Linked DNA regions of Homo sapiens: region 1 is linked to region 2. Evidence: chromatin loops called from intact Hi-C (ENCODE). Cell type or tissue: GM12878. All regions are shown on one strand. Links, peaks and the distances in the headings refer to the core of each region. The heading gives the core; the rest is flanking DNA. Region 1 overlaps ADGRV1 (adhesion G protein-coupled receptor V1). Region 2 overlaps ADGRV1 (adhesion G protein-coupled receptor V1).

Region 1 (7,192 bases), core at 3,193-7,192, 180 kb before region 2:
AAATAAGAGTATTTTACAAACTTCAAAAAAATGGGTCATCCCTCTGCATTATTTTCAGTAGTCTTGGTCCCAGCACTTTTTGCCTTAACTAAACAAGTACCATTTTTTCCTTCAAACTATCTGGAATATAACTAGTTAATAATTTTTACATTCCCTGAAGACAAAGATATCCAATGTTTGGTATGCTATAACAAATACCTCTGCTCTAAAACTGTCAAATATTCCAAAAACACCAAATTTTCTCCAAGCTTATAAAATAAGTATCATATACTAAAATGTTTTTAAAAAAAATATTACCAATAATCAGGCTATGCAATGAGCTGACATGAAAACCAAAAAGTTTGACCCTTCAGAATTATTATGATATTATTTGGTTTTATAATTTCCAATTTATCACAAGCTTATAGAGTTTCAACAAATGTAAATGTATTTTCTGATAAATCCATGAAATCCACATTTTGTGAGAAAAATAAAGCCATACATACGGTTAATGTAACATCTTTAGCTCTGGAGTCTAATTTAGCTTCTCCTTTCACAAGATGAAGTTTAATAATGAATGTCTCTTCAACTTCAATTTCTTCATGAGGATAGATTGTCAGAATTATGGTTCTCACTCCTCCTTCTCCTTCTCCAAAATAGAACAACCCGCTCACTGGGTCTGCAATGTCTCTATTCTGTGGCAGTAAGGCTTCTTGAGAGTTGGGTCCTACTGTCTCCCAGTTCACCTGCGGGATGTTTTTGGTTTTGGTATTTCTTTAATAGAGATCAATTTTAAGCAAAAAACTATTTCAGGGTATCTAGTATTAAGAAAATATATACACATATAGGAAAATTATTCTAGGATAATTCCATCAAATTCCTGTTTCATAAACTTGTTTTTTTTTGTTAAAAATAATGATATTTGCAGCTGGGTGTGGTGGCTCACGCCTGTGATCCCAACACTTTGGGAGGCCGAGGCGGGCAGATCACCTGAGATCAGGAGTTTGAGACCAACCTGGCCAACATGGTGAAACCCCGTCTCTACTAAAATTACAAAAATTAGCCGGGCGTGGTGGCAGGCGCCTGTAATTCCAGCTACTCGGAGCTGAAACAGGAGAATTGCTTGAACCTGGGAGGCGGAGGTTGCAGTGAGCCAAGATCACGCCACTGCACTCCAGCCTAGGCAACAAAGAGCGAAACTCCATCTCAAAAAAAAAAAAAAAAAAGAAAGAAAGAAAGACAAAAAGATATTTGCAACTATAAACTACATACCTATAGTATTCATGAATAATTTGTCATCACATAGGATAAAAACATATAAAAATCTATATTAAAATACGTATTAGAGAAATATAAACATTTTAAAAATATATAAGTACAATACTGTCCTGCTGTGTGCACAGGCTGTGCCAATCAAAACCTATATAAATAAGACAACAAAACCATGGAAAAACTCTGCTGTAGACCATGCAAAAATGCTAAATCTACTTATATTCCTAGTGTAAAAGACACGGAAATCTTCATACATTGTTATAAGAAACAAAGTTTTCTACATTTCTATGATTTGAAATGGTATGCCTCTCACACAATCTACAAAGAAAGAACATTGGGCACTTGTTTTTGCTTCTTAATCTTTCATCAGCAGCCCTCCAGCTGACTATTTCCTTCTTGAAACACCATGTCCTGTCGTCTTGGCTTATGTGATACTCATGTGCCACCTGCTTTCCTAGTTTTCCTCCTCCTTTACTTCTCAAGCTTCTCTGCTGGTTCTCCTTCCTCTGATCTCTAAATGGTGGAAGCTCAGGACTCAGCACCATATCCTTCCTGTTTCCAGATATGCCCCTTAGGCCCCACGTGTTCAAACACCTCCCCATGTGTCAACATCTTCCAGACCTGCATCTGCAGCCCTGACCACCCCACAACACACAGTCGCATGCTGCCCTGCCTATGTGACCACCCTCCCCTGGGATGTCAGTAGTATCTCAGAAGAACACGCCCAAAACAGAACTCTTAATTTCTCCTTGAGCTTCTGCATCTTAGTAAACAACCCTACAAATTATCCAGCTGCTCAAACTTAAATTCAAGGAGTTATCCTTGATTCCTGTCTTTCCCTCAGCCTCTACTTCTAGCCCAATGAATTTTTCTTCCAAATATCAATGTATACCCACTTCTCGCCATCTTTATTTCCACCACCTTGTCTGAGCCACCATCAGCTTTGACATGGAGAGTAGAGGGAAATAAACAGCCTCCTAGCCATCCTTCCTGCTCCTATGCTGCCCCACCAGCTTCTTGAATCCATTTTCCTTGCACTAGACTTAAATGAGCTGCTTTAAAAGACAATCTGGTGACATTGTTCTCTGGCTTACGATTTTCTAATGGCATCCTATTTGCACTTAGAATGAAATCTTTTATTTATTATTATACTTTAAGTTCAAGGGTACATGTGCACAACGTGCAGGTTTGACACATAGGTATACATGTACTATGTTGGTTTGCTGCACCCATCAACTCGTCATTTACATTAGGTATTTCTCCTAATGTTATCTCTCCCCTAGCCCCCCACCCCCCAATAGGCCCCAGTGTATGATGTTCCCTGCCCTGTGTCCAAGTGTTTTCATTGTTCAATTCCCACCTATAAGTGAGAAAATGCAGTGCTTGGTTTTCCATCCTTGTGTTAGTTTGCTGAGAATGATGGTTTCCAGCTTCATCCATGTCCCTGCAAAGGACATGAACTCATCCTTTTTATGGCTGCATAGTATTCCATGGTGTATATGTGCCACATTTTCCTAATCCAGTCTATCATTGATGGACATTTGGGTTGGTTCCAAGTTTTTGCTACTGTCAACAGTGCCGCAATAAAAATACGTGTGCATGTGTCTTTATAGCAGCATGATTTATAATCCTTTGGGTATATACCCAGTAATGGGATGGCTGGGTCAAATGGTATTTCTAGTTCTAGATCCTTGAGGAATCGCCACACTGTCTTCCATAATGGTTGAACTCATTTACACTCCTACCAGCAGTGTAAAAGCGTTCCTATTTCTCCACATCCTCTCCAGCATCTGTTGTTTCCTGACTTTTTAATGATCGCCATTCTAACTGGAGTGAGATGGTATCTCATTGTGGTTTTGATTTGCATTTCTCTGATGACCAGGGATGACGGCATTTTTTCAGGTGTCTGTTGGCTGCATAAATGTCTTCTTTTGAGAAATGTCTGCTCATATCCTTTGACCACTTTTTGATGGGGTTGTTTTTCTCTTGTAAATTTGTTTGAGTTCTTTGTAGATTCTGGATATTAGCCCTTTGTCAGATGGATAGATTGCAAAAATTTTCTCCCATTCTGTAGGTTGCCTGTTCACTCTGATGGTAGTCTGTTTTGCCTTGCAGAAGCTCTTTAGTTTAATTAGATCCCATTTGTCAATTTTGGCTTTTGTTGCCATTGCTTTTGGTGTTTTAGACATGAAGTCCTTGCCCACGCCTATGTCCTGAATGGTATTGCCTAGGTTTTCTCCTAGGGTTTTTATGGTTTTAGGTCTAACATTTAAGTCTTTAATCCATCTTGAATTAATTTTTGTCTAAGGTGTAAGGAAGGGATCCAGTTTCGGCTTTCTACATATGGCTAGCCAGTTTTCCCAACACCATTTATTAAATAGGGAATCCTTTCCCCATTGCTTGTTTTTGTCAGGTTTGTTGTAGATGTGTGGTGTTATTTTTGAGGCCTCTGTTCTGTTCCATTGGTCTATATATCTGTTTTGGTACCAGTACCACGCTGTTTTGGTTACTGTAGCCTTGTAGTACAGTTTGAAGTCAGGTAGCATGATGCCTCCAGCTTTGTTATTTTTGCTTAGGATTGTCTTGACAATGTGGGCTCTTTTTTGGTTCCATATGAAGTTTAAAGTAGTTTTTTCCAATTCCTTGAAGAAAGTCATTGGTAGCTTGATGGGGATGGCATTTAATTTATAAATTACCTTAGGCAGTATGGCCATTTTCACTATATTGATTCTTCCTATCCATGAGCATGGAATGTTCTTCCATTTGTTTGTGTCCTCTTTTATTTCATTGAGCAATGGACATCTTTAACCTGGCTTAGGAGGTTCCATGTGATCGAACATCTATTGGGCCCTCTGGTCTATCCTGTGCTGTTATCCCCTTAACTCCAGGCCCCGACCACATGAACCCCTCCATGCCTGAAACATGCCAGCTTATGCCTCTGCAGAAGCTATTGTTCCTTCTGCCCAAATGCTCACCCTTCTAACCTCTTTCTCCTAATGCATCTTTCAGCTGAAATATCACATCCTCACCAACAGCACTCGCAATTGTGTCTCCCAATTTTACAAGCAGAGCCCTTACTGTTATCAGATCAATTTATTTTTAGTTGTTTATTGCTCAGCTCTGCTTAATAAAATGAAAACTCTGTAAGAACGGAGATGAGGTCTATCTAGTTCCTCAGTATATTCTCAGTACCTAGAACAGTGTGTGACACACAGAAAGCACTCAACAAATACTTGTTGAATTAATGAATTTTATCAGAATCATTCACTTCATTTCTAACAAGCCCTCAAGGTTCCCTGAGGACAGATGTATGCCTTATACATTTTTATGTACTTAATCTGGCTCAAAAGCTGCTGTACACATACAAGATAATTAATAAATATTGATTGGCTGTGAATAAAGAAATATACTTGGGCAATGAGAAAACACACTACCATACTCAGTCTATCAAAAATTATATTTAAAGTCATGGGGAACATAAATCTACCTGAATCTCTCCCAAGAGTCCTCCAGTCCGCTCCAGCACCAGTGATAAAATCATTGTGGAATTGGGATTAGCAATAGAAATTTTGCTTTGATTGAGAAACCTTATAACTCCAAAGGGAGAGTCACTCTTAGCTATTATGATTCTGCTCACTAGGTGGCGCCCAAGGACCGCTCCTCCAGTAGCTCCAGTGAGTAGAATTTCAATGGGCTCCTCAAATTCACTGCATGGCAAGAAGGAGCAATTCTGTGAGTCTAAACATATTAAAGTGCTTGTAAAATCCCAATAACCAGTCATTTTCCAAATTGGTCATACATATTCAAGGCACAGTAGTCACACATCAAGTGGTAAGAAGTGGGTGCTTAGCTAAAAGAATGAATGATTAACATCAATATTACATGACCTAGGGCAGTTGTAGGGACTTTCTTGCCCTCTTTTTAATTGCTTAATGCATAAAGAAAGTGAATTAAAGAATGTTTCCACATTCTGATTAGATTATTTAAGTCTAGAGAAACAGAAAATATTATTTCCTTTATTTGAAATGAAGTGACATATGCAACCACATCGTCTCCTAGCCCCTCTTTCCCTACCCCTAGTACCCCAAAAGTATTTCACCTGTTGTTTTCCAATGGACACATATTATCTAAAGTTCTATTGTCAGTGCAAAACATATGTAAGAGTTTGAACACAATACTTATGTCTTATATGTGCCCACATTATTTTCTATATACCAACCTTTCATTGTCATCAATGATGGAGATATTTATAAAACTTAAGTTTTGCCCATGCTGAAAGGTGACTGTACTGCCATGCAAAATGTAATCAACACCTCCGGGACTGGCAGAGGAGCTCTGAGAGATGAAATCAGCTGTCACATAGCCATAAGTTCCATGTAGCCTCACCACTGGGATCATGATCAGCCCAACATCTTCCTCCACTGTAATGGGAACTTGGAATTAATTGGTAAGCCAGACAGAGCAACTAACTTATAAGATTCAGCCAAATTAAACCTGGCAATTAAACATAATGGCACAAAGTAAGCACTCTATGTTTTCATAGTTCTTTTATCATTTTAAAGGGGGATTAGTGAAAACCTCATGACATTTTTTAGGAGGAACATAGTTTATCAGATGTTGAAAGTTACAGAGAACAGTACAATTAGCATTTAAACAATGTATTTAATCAGTAGCATTGGCATTCTCCCTGTGTACTACATAAAAACAAATGATCCTTGCTTTCTAAGACAATGTTAGATGGATACAAAAAAACATTTAAGTTGTTTGTGCTCATAGGAAACCACTCTGGATTGCTTCCACACATTCAATTGAAATATAAATATGGTAATATAAATAAATGAGGTTTATGATATGTATATCATATGAATTTTTAAAAGTCCAGATACAAGTACAATTTGATTACATTTTCAGTTCCTATGAAATCTACTTGTGAATCTGAAAATGTGTCTTCAATGTTTGATTTCAACTTAAACATTATTTTCAAAAATATATTTCTTAAGCTATGCTAAATTCTGCATATTAAAATATAATTTAATAGGGCTCACATTAGCTATGGCTAAATAATACTCAATGTATATTATAAATATAAATATACACTGACCAAAATTCCCAAAGATAATGAATCTAACAGAAAACAATGAACTGAAAAAATTCCAAGTCTCATTTATTTCTTAATGCAAAAATGTAATATGATTTTTTCCAGGTACAGATTGAAGTTCACAAAATAGTGATGTATTCCACAACTTACCCATAAACTCATTATAAACCAACTCCTAAAGCAATTTTTTATGAACTTTAAAAATGGCTAGATAACCAAAGAATTTTGATAGAGGCAATGAAGCCAATCAGGTTAAATGCAGCAGTAAGATATTTATTTTTAAAGTCATATTCATATTCTGCCTTTGAATAAAATCATTTCCTAGAAAGGCAGCCATCTCTTCCTACCTGGGAAGGAATATAACCATATATTCTGTATTCTGCTTCTACAAGAGGAAAGAATTGGCAATATTAGGCAAGCTGCTACTGGGGACTGTTTCGAGAAAGCAAGATCAAGGATCCAGATACTACCTGCATCTCTAGGCCAGTAAAATATTCATTTCAAAGATGATTATTCATTAGGAAGTGAATATTCACTGATTTCTAGTCACATAGGAAATTAAATATGCACAAATTACAAAGGCTTTCATTAAAATGTTTGAAACAGAAACATTTTAATAATCCTAATGTTAAACATAGTTTTTCTAGACAGGCTTGTTCCTAACATTGCCATTCACAGTAAGGTTCAAGACTACCCAAAGATAACTGAAAATGTATTTCAAATAAGTAAATAAATATAAAAGTGTATATGTGTAAACACAAACACACACACCCACACCAAACTAAAACAATTTACACACGGAAATTCAAACTAATGTAATTTGGAAAGTGGTAGTAAACTTAC
Region 2 (7,302 bases), core at 1,525-5,524:
TTTATTCTGGAATCTGTCTTCTATATCTGGTAATTCTTCATCATCTATATATACTTAAAATTATGAGACTAAACTGATGACTGGGATGCTCTGAATATATGGATCTTCATATCTTCATATGATCAAGGATAAGTGACCAAAATAATACTTGAAAGTTCTGAGCATGTGCAGAAGGATGTGGCTTGTCAACTTTCAGTGAACGAGTGAACCACTTATTAGAAAGTCCCAATTTTAGTATCTACAGAAAAAACTTTACTCTTACATTGATCAGTTTCCCCAAAGAAGAATCTTCCATTCTCCCACCTAAAGGGTACAGATATAATTACCAGGACATCTGGGACCTAGTAGAAGGGGGTAAAAAACTGGAGTCTCTGAATTCGATCATCATATGGTCACTTAATCCCCTGTTTTATTTAGGGATCCTAACCCACAAACACGGCTCACATCATCATTCAAGAGATCCTGTTTTACCTTTCCTGGAGAATGAACACCAGATTTGGAGGGGTAAGCAGGGGGTCAGCAGCAGCACAGGATGGAAGGGATGATGATTTTAAGGATCTCCTGCAGCAGTTTTCTCCCCACCTAGTTGCTCACTCACCACCAAAGTTTTAAAGGTACCTGATACTATTATTTCCTGTGCCTTTAGTGGCTATTCTGTATAAATTTGGCTATTTCTCAGCCTCCTAGCTTACTGCTAAGCTTTCTTGGATCTGCTAAGAGAATCACTACTCATCCATTTGCCTTCTGGCTCCAAAACTGAGTTGCAACTGTTTCCTCTCGCCTTCCTTTTGTCCTTGCAGGTTTCTCTAATTGTTTGAAAACCCTTTTCTGTAAAGTGCTATATTAAAGGTAACTATCTGAAGGTAATAGTTAAAATTCTATACCCAATGAAACTATTAGTTAAGTGGAAGGATAATATCATGATAATTCCTAATATAAAAGACCTAAAACTTTTGTCTCTACATACCCTTTCTCAAGATGTTACTGGAGGGAGTTCTCCATCTAAACAAGGGAATAAACCAAGTAAACTAAGAAAGAAGAAAATATAGGATCAGCAATCAAGAGTCAAACACAGCAAAGCATCAAAGGAAATCCCAGGATGATATAAAGGGGAATACCAGGATATCTACTGCCCCCTAGGTGTAGAGGGCAACCACTTTTGATTGATGTACGTTTCACAACATGTGGTCTAGGAAAGTGCAAGTTACCATAATTGTGTCTACCCTTCCCTGGAGAATGAATGGATAGGTGTAGTGAAAGTCAATGGAAACTGCCATTTTATTGATGAGTTCTACAATAATTATGGTGTGTAGCTGAGACAATAAATAAATTCCCAACACGAATGTCTACCTGGAAGCCTAATATTCCTCTTTTAAACAATGCCCTTTTGTTTCCTTCTTTGTAGTTGTCGCTATTTGCATTTATTGTGTTTCTCTCCTTAGAACAAAAACACCTGCAGGACATTGAGCTTGCCCATCTTGAATAGCTTTACCTGTCCACCACCTAGTACAGTCCCTGGTATACAATGACCCTCAAGACATGCTTATTTAATGAAAAAACAAGTAAAGAAATAGATTAACCCACCATCTTAGAGTAATGAGAAGGTAGGAAAAGCATGGTATAGAAAAAGAAAGCAAGAGACTCTCTTCATCCTCCCTTGCCTTATTTAGTTTTGTCAGATTCAGACAAACACAGTTATTTTACTCTGACAATGGCATAGGCACAGACATGAGGCTAACGTCTGATTATTTTTTAAGAAAAAGGTATCCCAAGCTTGAATACAAGCCAAAAAGTAGTGTGTGGACTATGCTTTTAATGATCATACAAGGCACAGACCACTCAATAAAACACACTTAGTTAAATCAACAATTGTTTACCATTGATAAAAGATCTCAGACTTAGTGAAGTCACATGTAAATTGGGAAAAATTTGTCCTATAAAAGTGCAAGTACTTTCTTTTTCTTTTTTTTTCATCATCCTTTTACTTGGCTGAAAAGTGCAAGTAATTTTTGTACAGTGAAACATATAATCCATAAGTTACAGCTTTATTTCCCGGTAGGATGTTAACCAGTTTTACATCTCACCCAGAAACCTTACCTTATCATTTCTTTATTAATTTTCTTGTAAATATTTTGTTCCAAAAATGCTTTTTGCACCAGTATTAACACTCTATTAGTTTCCTCACTAACTAATGGGTTGAATAAAATCTTGACATGTTCATTTTATATTTGTGTGAGAGTTACGCTTGTAAACTTTCAAAAAATGTACCTACACACAATAATTTTTTCCAGAAAAGTAACCATGATATCACAAATTGCCATGGTACATACTAAGACTGATTCTACAATGGCCATTTCCATGAACAATAATGCAGTACAGACAAATACTTCCAGGAAAAGTAACATTTTACATAACAGAAACAGGGCAAGTAAATATCTGATCTAATACACAAAGTTTTTTCTATTTTTTTATCTTTTTTTTTTTTTTTTAAGACGTAGTCTCGCTCTATCACCAGGCTGGAGTGCAGTGGCGCGATCTTGGCTCACTGCAACCTCCACCTCCCGGGTTCAAGCGATTCTCCTGCCTCAGCCTCCTGAGTAGCTGGGACTACAGGCACGTGCCACCACGCCCAGCTAATTTTTCTATTTTTATTAGAGACGAGGTTTCACCATGTTGGCCAGGATGGTCTCAATCTCTTGACCTCATGATCCGCCTGCCTCGGCCTCCCAGAGTGTTGGGGTTACATAAAGTCTTTTAACTCATGTAACTGAACTTCTGATTTCTATCTTCTTTCTAGAATATTTAAGCTTGACATTTTCCATGAGCTCATGTACTCCCGTTTGCATGAGTCATCAAAAAACAGATCACAAAAGCCATTCGAGCTGTTTATATTTGGACTACATATGCCCACCATGGAAACAGGAAGAACAGTGTAGAGAAGCTTTAATTCCAGAGCTCTGTGGAGCTCTAGAAGATTATGGGTTTCAATTGTGCTTTCTCTCTCCCACATTTGCAAAGCACAAAATGAAAATCTCACTAATCTAAATCCTTTGAGGCCAATTTAGAAGCAATAAAATAAGTCAAAGTTTGCTCATATAGGTTATAAATCTGAGTATGTGACAGTGTCTCTGTCAAGTAGTAAGATAACTCTTGTCTTTTAGGTCCTTTAAAAAATAAGGATCACATGTTTAACTAAGATTTCTTAAACCACCATTAGATGGCACCCGTCTGTCTAAAAAAAAAATCAACAGCAACAATTTCACATATTATGAAGCGGTCTTAAGGATCTAAGGATAGATTTTTGACCCCTGTAACTCTTCTCAAACAAACGTAATTTTGTAATCCTACATAGATCTTAAAAAGTCATGAAAAGCAGTTTTCTTGAAATTAAGATCTCACTGAAAACAACTTTAATTAGCTCTAGTCAAACAAAATTTTTTTTTTCTCCTGAAATTCAGTAGTATTATCTAATTTTTAAAAATTGTTTCTTTGGATACTTTCTGTGAGTTTCTTTCTCTTCATTGAAGACAGTCTGTTTTTATTGAAGAATCTAGGTGCTTATGCTTTCTAAATGAATTATTTGCACTCACTGCCAGTAAGAAAGAAAGCAAAAGAGGGAATTTAATGTTACAAACCCAGATGCCTAGAGATATGTGTTTTTTAGTCCAAACTGTGATTACAAAACAATACTAAAAGATCATTTTTGCCAAGATTTAAAATTTGTAGATTTCACATTTTAAAAAAATGGATGTCTAGATTATTTTGAAAAATTACCAGAATTGGCAAATCTGGGTCCACATTTCTCCATGGCATCCCTTGCCTGGAGCTAAGCAGTAGCTGCCAGTTAGACAGAGAATTTGCTCTCCTATACCCTCCTAATGTCTCCTCAGACTAGGGTCAAAGAGGAAAGTAAGAAATTTCTTATCTCCATGTCATTCAGAGGCGGAAAACCAGTTCACAAGGTGGTGAGCGTGCATGTGTGTGTACGTGCCTGCACACACGTGTGTGCAGGCACGTACACACACATGCACGCTCACCACCTTGTGGAATGCCTCCATGCAGTGTCCCAGGACTTTGATTTCATAGGACAATGGGAAGAATTCCTGGCAGTACCTCCATGGGCATCCTAACACAGATGCCATGAAACCTTTAGCTGGACACTGCAAGTGCCTCCTGGGGTGTTGGGCCCCAAGTCACCTCCAAAGCAGGAGGCAAGCATTGATTCCACTCAGCTTTGGGCTCCAATCTAGTCTCTGCCATCTTCCCAGCTGTAGAAGTTTAGACAAGTCACTTCCCTTCACATGGCCTTGAGTTTCCTCAATTGCTAAAGGGAAGCAAAATGAAAAGCTACAGCACTGAGGTAGTCATGAGGCCCAGGGGAGGGAATCCATCTCTGTGCACCATGAAGTGCCAGTTTCTAGGCTGTAGACCTTCAATCTCCACATGGTCAAGAGACCAAAGGAAACAGCATTGGGCATCCTGGACTGTCTTATATGAGCACCACCCATACATCCACAAGCTCCTGCCTACCCTCCACAGTAGCAACATTAGAGTGAAGGAATGTTTGAAGTAGATGGAAACATTGAGAACTTAGGAAAGTTTAAAAGAACAATGAAAACTCATCATGGACTTCAAGGTCAGAAGAGAAATGAATTACAACACTGTATGTGAAAGAACAAAATGTTGGGGCTTCTGATGTTCTGGATGACCCCCAAAATTTGAACCACAGTATCCGCCACCTCTACACACTGCAACTGGCATGGGAAGCACAGGTAGAGGTCTGGGAACTTGGCAGATGCCTACCCTCCCAGCTACATGTATGATCTCAGAGAAGGAGAACAGTACTTTTCATGGTTAGAAAAAAAAGTTTGTATTTCATCTGTAATAATTTGTGGTTCCTCCAGGTTTAGAAAATAAAAAGGAAAAAGAAATGATAGAAACCAAAAGTTAGATCAAGAGGCCCTGAAAGTGTTTTGAAATGGAAACCACTGCCACACCACTTTGCATGTGCCCAGTCTTTCTTCAGGCTTAAACACCACAAATCTTTTAACCACCCAGCTTCTGCTGAGCCACCACCATGTCTATTAATCATTTCTAAAACACAACAGAAATACAAAGCATAATACAATTTGACTAATTAAAGTCAACACTTTATTCCAGTTTTCTTCGTTTTTAGCTAATTTTCTTTTTCTGTTCCAGGATCACATCCAGGACACCACATTACATTGGGTTGTCATGTTTCCTTGGGCTCCTTTTGGCTGTGACATTTCCTCAGAGTTTTCTTATTTTTGATGACTTTGGCGCTTTTGAGGAATGTGGTCAGGTATTCTGTAGCATGTCCCTCAGCTGGGATTTGTCTGATAACTTTCTCATGATTAGACTGGGGTTATGGGTTTTGGGGAAGACCAAAAAGGCAAAAAGACTTTCTCATCACTTATACAAAAGGTACATACTATCAACATGACTTATCACTATTGGTGTCGAGCTTGGTTACCTGGCCGAGGTGGTATTTGTCAGGGTGCTCCACTGCAAAGTTACTCTTGCCCTCTTTTCCATACCAACTACTTTGGAAGGAAGTCATTATGTATAGCACCCCTCTCCCCTTTCGAAAATTTCTTACTGTTTTCCGTTAAATCAAACAAACTTACTTCCTTCCATCTATCTACCGACATATTAAAAACTGTACCAGGCATCGAAACATTGTCAGGATGTTGTATTGTAAATCTGCAGAATTTGGGAATGGAATCTAATTGGATGATGAATAGGATACACATACGGGAGTCTAAAAGAATTAATGGAATACAGGATCATTACAGCATACATTTATGGAGATGTGTTGCCAAAAGGCTAATTAACAATTTCAGATTTTCCTCTTCAAATATTCTCTGAAATCATGTGTCTACGTTCATTATTTCTTCTGTTAATAAGGCTCTTGATCATAATGTTCCAGGCTGTAGTGATGCCTGTATACCCTTATTGTCCAAGCCTCCAGCAATCCCCAAATGACTGCTGGTTTTTACTATATTTCCTTGGCTTCCTCAAGCAATTATAGCCTCCAGCAGTATCACTTGCAAACCACTTTCTAGCCATTAAAGCTATAAACTGTTACCCAGAATTTAGACTAATTGGCCAGTTGGATAATTCCAATCTTCACACTGAAAAAAATGCAGCAGAGCCTAGCATCTATGCCCTTAGAGTACTCTGATACTTACCAGCAGGGCAACTATGAGCAGGCTGTTAATGTTTGAGTCTATTGTTAACGTCTGAGTCTACTTCCTCTTCTGTAAAATGAAGTTATAAGACTACTGACTTTATTTGGTTATTTTGATCTGGGATTAAGTCCAATGTTTTTCTGTTTTCTAATTCATCAATTTCATTTTTAATCTTTATCAATTCTCTATCCTGATTGGTTTAGTACGGTATTCTTTTAAGATTCATAAATTGAAAACCAAGTTACTTTTTATTATTTAAAAGATACGGTTTTGCTTCATGTATAGTTTTGGCTGCATCTCAGGTTTGGTAAGTGGAGTTCCTAGTGGTATGATATTCTAAAAAGTCTGTTATATTATGAAATTCTAAAAAGCCTATTGCCACAGATATGAGTTCCTATTTAACACAAGGCTTATTTACAAGAATTCGTTTTCCCTTGCTGCTTTTTTTTTTTTGAGATGGAGTTTCACTCTTGTTGCCCAGGCTGGAGTGCAACGGCGTGATCTTGGCTCACTGCAACCTCCACCGCCAGGTTCAAGTGATTCTCCTGCCTCAGATTCCTGAGTAGCTGGGATTACAGGCATGCACCACCACGCCCGGCTAATTATTGTATTTTTTAGTAGAGACGAAATTACTCCATGTTGGTCAGGCTGGTCTTGAACTCCCGACCTCGGGTGATCCACCCGCCTCGGCCTCCCAAAGTGCTGGAATTACAGGCGTGAGCCACTGCGCTCGGCCGGGTTTTCCCTTGCTTCTAAGTGAAAGGATATTTTGAATGTTTTTTTAATGCATCTTTTTTTTAATTTTTGTTTTTAAAAAGAAGTAGGTCTTTATTTAATTTTGTTCACAATGTGCTGTTTTCTGGTTCTCACTTTCATTTATTACTTTTGACACAAAATGGAATTGTGTGAATTTACCAATGATATGAAGAAAAATAAACATTTTATTATTCTGGCTAAATATGTGGCAATTCCTCAAGGATCTAGAACTAGAACTACCATTTGACCCAGCCATCCCATTACTGGGTATATACCCAAAGGATTATAAATCGTGCCACTATAAAGACACATGCACATGTACGTTTATTGCTGC

What was found. Peaks named below come from ENCODE experiments on the same cell type or tissue, not always from the same donor. Only the 100,000 strongest peaks of a DNase experiment are listed, where the experiment ranks them.
Region 1: it touches region 2 in a loop (8-fold over the local background); 14 of 110 quality-filtered maps call a loop at or near these places.

What each region holds. Positions count from the first base shown.
Region 1 is chr5:90,781,604-90,788,795 of GRCh38, reverse strand. ADGRV1 (adhesion G protein-coupled receptor V1) reads right to left here. Exons shown (of 90, transcript NM_032119.4): 66 at 5,471-5,672; 67 at 4,739-4,958; 68 at 486-725. Among named protein-coding and RNA genes, the nearest start is that of ADGRV1, 230 kb to the right of the region's middle. In GM12878, for the core only: a CTCF peak has its summit at 4,894 (motif pointing right); a DNase peak (open chromatin) is centred at 4,955.
Region 2 is chr5:90,600,601-90,607,902 of GRCh38, reverse strand. All of the region lies in intron 1 of ADGRV1 (adhesion G protein-coupled receptor V1), which reads right to left. Among named protein-coding and RNA genes, the nearest start is that of ADGRV1, 45 kb to the right of the region's middle. RefSeq lists a silencer at 2,568-2,766. In GM12878, for the core only: a CTCF peak has its summit at 3,212 (motif pointing right); DNase peaks (open chromatin) are centred at 3,206 and 4,975.